Regions from separate parts of the Homo sapiens genome. Here regions 1 and 3 are each linked to region 2. A link is a loop called in an ENCODE intact Hi-C map of the cell type or tissue named here. Cell type or tissue: Caco-2. All regions are shown on one strand.

What was found. Hi-C counts contacts between places; a loop is a spot of excess contacts. Peaks named below come from ENCODE experiments on the same cell type or tissue, not always from the same donor. Only the 100,000 strongest peaks of a DNase experiment are listed, where the experiment ranks them.
Region 1: a loop joins it to region 2, with 3 times the contacts of the local background. A loop is called at or near these places in 1 of 110 quality-filtered maps.
Region 3: it touches region 2 in a loop (10-fold over the local background); 1 of 110 quality-filtered maps calls a loop at or near these places.

The regions. Positions count from the first base shown.
Region 1 is chr7:66,286,045-66,288,544 of GRCh38, reverse strand. It overlaps TPST1 (tyrosylprotein sulfotransferase 1), which reads right to left. Exons shown (of 6, transcript NM_003596.4): 3 at 1,836-2,034. Among named protein-coding and RNA genes, the nearest start is that of TPST1, 82 kb to the right of the region's middle. In Caco-2, no CTCF peak of the experiment used is centred here; no DNase peak of the experiment used is centred here.
Region 2 is chr7:66,236,769-66,239,268 of GRCh38, reverse strand. The region is part of intron 1 of TPST1 (tyrosylprotein sulfotransferase 1); the gene reads right to left. Among named protein-coding and RNA genes, the nearest start is that of TPST1, 33 kb to the right of the region's middle. In Caco-2, no CTCF peak of the experiment used is centred here; a DNase peak (open chromatin) is centred at 938.
Region 3 is chr7:66,325,824-66,328,323 of GRCh38, reverse strand. All of the region lies in intron 3 of TPST1 (tyrosylprotein sulfotransferase 1), which reads right to left. Among named protein-coding and RNA genes, the nearest start is that of LINC00174, 73 kb to the left of the region's middle. In Caco-2, no CTCF peak of the experiment used is centred here; a DNase peak (open chromatin) is centred at 1,277.

The sequences.
Region 1 (2,500 bases), 49 kb before region 2:
CAAACCACTGCTCAAGGAAATAAAAGAGGACACAAACAAATGGAAGAACATTCCATGCTCATGGGTAGGAAGAATCAATATCGTGAAAATGGCCATACTGCCCAAGGTAATTTACAGATTCAATGCCATCCCCATCAAGCTACCAATGACTTTCTTCACAGAATTGGAAAAAACTACTTTAAAGTTCATATGGAACCAAAAAAGAGCCCGCATTGCCAAGTCAATCCTAAGCCAAAAGAACAAAGCTGGAGGCATCACACTACCTGACTTCAAACTATACTACAAGGCTACAGTAACCAAAACAGCATGGTACTGGTACCAAAACAGAGATATAGATCAATGGAACAGAACAGAGCCCTCAGAAATAATGCCGCATATCTACAACTATCTGATCTTTGACAAACCTGAGAAAAACAAGCAATGGGGAAAGGATTCCCTATTTAATAAATGGTGCTGGGAAAACTGGCTAGCCATATGTAGAAAGCTGAAACTGGATCCCTTCCTTACACCTTATACAAAAATCAATTCAAGATGGATTAAAGATTTAAACGTTAAACCTAAAACCATAAAAACCCTAGAAGAAAACCTAGGCATTACCATTCAGGACATAGGCGTGGGCAAGGACTTCATGTCCAAAACACCAAAAGCAATGGCAACAAAAGACAAAATTGACAAATGGGATCTAATTAAACTAAAGAGCTTCTGCACAGCAAAAGAAACTACCATCAGAGTGAACAGGCAACCTACAACATGGGAGAAAATTTTCGCATCCTACTCATCTGACAAAGGGCTAATATCCAGAATCTACAATGAACTCAAACAAATTTACAAGAAAAAAACAAACAACCCCATCAAAAAGTGGGCGAAGGACATGAACAGACACTTCTCAAAAGAAGACATTTATGCAGCCAAAAAACCATGAAGAAATGCTCATCATCACTGGCCATCAGAGAAATGCAAATCAAAACCACTATGAGATATCATCTCACACCAGGTAGAATGGCAATCATTAAAAAGTCAGGAAACAACAGGTGCTGGAGAGGATGCGGAGAAATAGGAACACTTTTACACTGTTGGTGGGACTGTAAACTAGTTCAACCATTGTGGAAGTCAGTGTGGCGATTCCTCAGGGATCTAGAACTAGAAATACCATTTGACCCAGCCATCCCATTACTGGGTATATACCCAAATGAGTATAAATCATGCTGCTATAAAGACACATGCACACGTATGTTTATTGCGGCACTATTCACAATAGCAAAGACTTGGAACCAACCCAAATGTCCAACAATGATAGACTGGATTAAGAAAATGTGGCACATATACACCATGGAATACTATGCAGCCATAAAAAATGATGAGTTCATATCCTTTGTAGGGACATGGATGAAACTGGAAACCATCATTCTCAGTAAACTATTGCAAGAACAAAAAACCAAACACCGCATATTCTCACTCATAGGTGGGAATTGAACAATGAGATCACATGGACACAGGAAGGGGAATATCACACTCTGGGGACTGTGGTGGGGTTGGGGGAGGGGGGAGGGATAGTATTGGGAGATATACCTAATGCTAGATGACACATTAGTGGGTGCAGCGCACCAGCATGGCACATGTATACATATGTAACTAACCTGCACAATGTGCACATGTACCCTAAAACTTAGAGTATAATAAAAAAAATAAAATAAAATAAAATAAAAATAAATGAAAAAAAAAAAAAATATATTTTTCTGATCATTAAATAGCAAGAAATAAAATAAGAAAAAAACGTATTCAGATCCCAAATTCAAAATCTAGTTTTCTCAGTTGCTTTAAAAAATCTCACTTACCCTTCGAGTGTTTTCAATAATTTTGGGATCAGGTTTTCCGTAGTTAGGTGGGTTGGCATATGGGTCATATCCAAGCTTGGCAAGCATAGGAGCAATCACTGCCATGTCTTGTAAAACATCTGGCGGTATCTTCCCAACCCATTTTGATAGAGCTCCTACATTGACTGGCTTGATTACTTGGTCTGTAGATCTCTCCACTCTGAAAACAACATAATATGAATAAATATTTATTTAAAATTTTTTAGAAAATCATGCTTTAAAACCACTATAAATTATGTTTTAATGACTAACAGTTGTCTGGATTACAAAACAATTGAGAAAGAGGGCACTAATCAGGTTTGACACTATTTACCAGAATTAAAAAATAATTTAAGATTGACAGGGATTATTGGCAATCTCAGATTTCTAGAAATTGGGAAAAGGGTTAGCTGAAACATGTGCATTATTAAATGTCTTGACACTGTAATTACAACATCCAGGAAAAAAACAGTAACAAAATAAAGATACAGCTGCTTAGAAAAATTGTCAGTCAACTTACTTGAAATGCTTACCAAAAAAAAGACAGACTGATGGATGGAAAGAGGGACAAATAGATGGTCAGAGAGATGGACAGTGATAAAGTAAATACAGCAACATGTTAATGGCACAATCTAGCTGGTGGGTAT
Region 2 (2,500 bases):
CAGCTTACGCCTGTAATCACAGCTCTTTGGGAGACCGAGATGGGAGGATCATTTGAGCTCAGGAGTTCGAGACCAGCCCACACTGAGACCCTGTCTCTTTAAGAAAGAAAAGACAGAGGGAGGGATATTCTAAACCAAAGGAACTTGTGTGCAAAAGCACAATGGCAAGACAGAACACAGCATAATTAGGTGACAGGAAGAAGTTTAGGAAAGCTAGTGTATAGGCTGCAAACAAAATTGTATGTATAAGTATCTGTGATCTAATCCTCAGAAGGACAGGTAAGATCTGGACACAGGAAGCACTCCATGCTGCAGGTACACTATGACCAAAGACATGGATGTGCAAAAGCAGAAGCATGTATATGAAACAGCTGGAGCTGCTAGTTTAGCTAGAGCAAGGGTATACAGTGGGAAACAGACAGCAACCAGACTACATGTACACCAAAATAATTTACCCTGAATCCTCAGAAGGCAAGTGTGACAGTTAATTTTATGTGTCAACTTGGCTAGACTTTGGTGTCCAGTTGTTTGATCAAACACCAATCTAGATATGTCTGTGAAGGTATATTTTAGATGTGATTAACACTTAAATCAACAGATTTCTAGTAAAGTGGATTACCCTCCATAATACAGGAAGGCCTCATCTAACAGGTAAAGGCTTTAAGAGCAAAGACTGAGGTTTCCTGGAAAAGAACTACAACATAGAAACCCTGCCTGTGTGTCCAGCCTGCTACCGAGCAGAATCTGGAGTTAAGACTGTGGCAGGCCAGGTCTCACTAACGCAGGCCTCCATAACAACTGTTTCAGTACTGACTGAGTGGTTAAGTTAAATATTAAAAGCTAAAAAAAAAAAAAAAAAAGCCAGTGCTGTTATACAAAGGCTGGAATGTAACAAAAGCGCACCAAGAGTTTTGCCCAGGCCTTTCCTGGGCCTTAAAGCATGACAAAATAACGAAGGAATTCTTAACAGGACCCATTTAGGATTAAACAAGTTTTATTAGGGGTCTGAAGAAACTCCCCAGGCCTCCACAAACAAGTTTATTGGAGGTCTGAAGGAACTCTCCAAATCTCCGTGATTTAGCAGGAGATAAGATAAGGGTAATCACCCCAGAACCTAGACCCACTTAGATGAAGTAAACTTACTGAGGCTCCAGAAGAAGGGCTTCAGGACTCAGACTTTAGTTACAGATTAAAAGAAGTTAATCACTTACATCTTCAGATGAATGCACACTTACATGCAGACATATAGGTTAGAAGGTACATAAGCTCAGAAAAACTTTGTAATTTTAAGTCGGTCTGGTGATAATTTCCAGGCCTCCCTGTAACAGTTACAGAAATAAAAACTCTCTTCCTCCCCAGTTCATCTGCATCTCGTTATTGGGCCACAAGAAACAGCAACCCGACCCTCAGTTTGGTCCGGGAACAAGACTGCAACATCAACTCATCTCTGCCCAACTGCCCTGTGAATTTCAGACTTGAAAGCCCCACAATCGCATAAGTGAATTCCTTAAAATCAGTCTCTTTCTCTCCCTACCCCCGACCCCTCCCCATATACAGAGTGGGCATGCGCGTTACCCACCACTCTAAATTCAGTGAGATCCCTTCCAACCCACTAGCAAAGCAGCCAGTCCTAATGGTTTGCCTTACCCTGACTACTGGTTGTTTTTCTGTAAAACCCTAACACAGGGGTTTGGTTTTGTTTTTCTGGAGAACCCTAAGGATACAGTAAATATACCTGGGGAAATGACTAACTACACTAAAAAATACATTCTGAGAGGGAAGACTTCCAGCTACAGCCTAGTGAGAAGGTAGTTAATTCCTCTCCCCAAAAACCAATGATAAAGCTGGGTGAAATGGGCAAAACAACCCTTTCAGTGCTCTGGAAATCCACCAGAAGAATACAACAACCTGAGAAGCATTTATGCTTGAAAAACTGCTAAAAGGTGGGTAAGAACAATGAGGGTCTGTGTAAGGTTACTCCCACCTCATCTACTCATTCAGTAGGTACAGAGGTTCTGCAAGGCAGAGCAGGGCAAGGCAAACCATTAGGACTGACAGTTCACTGAGTTTGGAGTGGGGAAGAACGCACATGACCACCTGCACTGTCAGAGTAAGTGATGGAGCAGGTGGGAGGCGAGTGAGAGGGTGAACAGCTCTAGAAGGTGGAGGTTGCAGTCTGGGTGGGGCACATTTGTTGGCCAACCCAGAAGTGGCATGCAGGCACAGAGGAGACATGAAAGGACTGGGTGGAAAGTAAAAGACAGCAGATCTGAAAAAGCCTAAACTTTGTATGTGCTCCCTACCCACAGAGATCTACTGGCAGAGGACAAATGCCTTACTGGCTCAAGATGTCTGAGGCAACCACTGTCCAAGCACTGGGTGACCACTGATCACTAAGCTATGCAGACAGGAAGGCAACTCCTAGAAAGCCATGCTTAAAAATGAAAACAATTATAAAGTGTGTGCACACTTGTTTTTAAAAAAGCTTTATTGAAGTGTA
Region 3 (2,500 bases), 89 kb before region 2:
CAGGCGCGGTGGCTCACGTCTGTAATCCCAGCACTTTGGGAGGCTGGGGCGAGAAGATTGCCTGAGCTCAGGAGTTTGAGACCAGCCTGGGCAACATGGTAAAACCCCATCTCTACTAAAAATACAAAAATTAGCTGGGCATGGTGGTGCACACCTATAATCCCAGCTACTCAGGAGGCTGAGGCAGGAGAATTGCTTGAACCTGGGAGACAGAGGTTGCAGTGAGCTGAGATCGCACCAATGCACTCCAGCCTGGTCTGGGTAACAGAGCAAGACTCTGTCTCAAAAAAAAAAAAAAAAAAAAAAAAAAAAGGAAAGGAAAAAAAAAAGAAAGAAAAAAAAACACCAAAAACACAACAAAGAGACAAACAAAATGTATGATAGGCCAGATTTGGCCTGCAGGCTGTGATTTGCTAACCTCTGATTTAACTAAAATCAGTTTTTAAAAAATAGATCTTTAGACCATCTCCAGAAATATGTACCAATGACTAAACTATGTGCTTAACACAACATTATGCATTATGGACTCTACATTTTTGCTTTTTCTCATAGTTTTCTTCAACGTACATACACACACACACACGCACTTTTTTTTTTTTTTAAGACAGGGTCTTTCTCTGTCACCCAGGCTGGAGTACAGTAGCACAATCACGGCTCACTGCAGCTTTGACCTCCCAGACTCAAGGGATCCTCCCACCTCAGCCTCCTGAGTAGCTAGGACTATGGGCACCTGCCACCACACCTAGCTAATTTTTGTATTTTTTATAGAGTCAGGGTTTTGCCATTTTGCCCATCCTGGTCTCAAACTCCTGGGTTCAAGCGATCCACCCACCTTGGCCTCCCAAAGTGCTAGGATTACAGGCGTGAACCACTGCACCCAGCTGTACATATACATTTTTTAACTCTAAAGGTTAAAAGACTAGTCTTACAACCAGGGGTTCTGAATTCAGATTTACTGTGAACTAAATATAATTTATCCCTCTCCTTTCTTTCTGTAAACTCATTGTAAACTCTAATATAATCCTTCCTTCCAATTATAGTCCAGAGCACAGAATTAATCAGAAGCCTTAGTTTCTGACAAACTTTCATCATTGGTTTATGCCTGGCCTGCTGTTATTTATTTAGTAATATAATTTATTATTTTTAAATAATGCAATAAACATTCCCCTTTGAAGAATTATGACTTGATAGTTTCACATGCAGAGAAAACAAATAACTCCAGCCAGATATGATTACACAAAAAGGAATCTGGAGTTTGAAATCCCCCTGGGCTCCTGTGGTCCACCAGATGCTCATTATCTCTAAAACACAAATACTGTAAAACAGCTGATAACATTCATGTTTACATATTTTCATTTGTTTCAAAATATTTTGGCAGCTTTGCAAATCTCAGACTCAGTTCTAGGAAAGTTCAACAGTCTTGTGCTGCCTAGAAACAAATGAATAAATGTTGTCAATACTTATATCAAGAAGAAAAAAAATTAGTCAGTCTAGAAGCATGATATTCTTTCTATTCCAACAGTAGATAGAATTTAGGAAGAATTCTATTTCTTTTAAGTAAAGGAAATGGTTCAGTGTATCAACTTTCAATGAAGTTGGACAAGATGGATTGGAATGTGAATTGAGTTGGGAATGTGTCGTGACTGTGAAATAGGAACCTCTTACTCTTACAGAAAGTAGTACAGAGGAAATTTAGCATTAAGGCATTGATTTCCTGGTGGGGGGAAGTTTAGTGTGCAGAATGATTAGGAAATCATATTATTTGACCACAGGACATTTATCAGGCAGGAATGCTATTATTTCTGTTCAAAGGAAATAGTCCCAAATCAAGTTTTCAGAGACACTGAAAGACAGTTAATATATACAAGTAAAGTCAACAGTAATTTCATCAATTTCCTTTCACTGGAGTCCTTTTCCCCTCTTTTCTCAAACTGGGGAACTTTTACTTATCCTTTAAACATGAGAATACAGTAGCGCCATCTCTGAGCTCACAGGGCATTCTGAATGCCCTGTTCTTACGGCAGTTATACTGAATTACCATTAATTGTAAATCTATCTTCTTCACTGGACTTAAAGGAGACAGGTAGAGTCTTAATCATCTTTATATTCTAGATGGAGGAACAAACAGACATGTGGATCAAAGAAGAATAAAAGCGTAAGATCCTTTCATAGTCATCTCCATTTTTACAGTTGATAGACTCACAGAAGTTTCTGAAACCAATTTACAGCATAGATTGAACATAAAAAGACAGAAAAAGTGACTCTGTTGGAGCCTCCCTGATTGCAACCTGCTGGATACAACATTATAAAATACTGGCATTCATTCTATCATTCTATTCAATTCTTGCGAGAAGAAAATTAAAGAAGTTTTACTTTTTAAAAAAATTAAAGGCCAGGCATGGTGGCTCACGCCTGTAACCCCAGCAATTTGGGAGGCCAAGGCGGGCAGATCACGAGCTCAGGAGTTCGAGACCAGCCTGGCCAACATGGTGAAACCCTG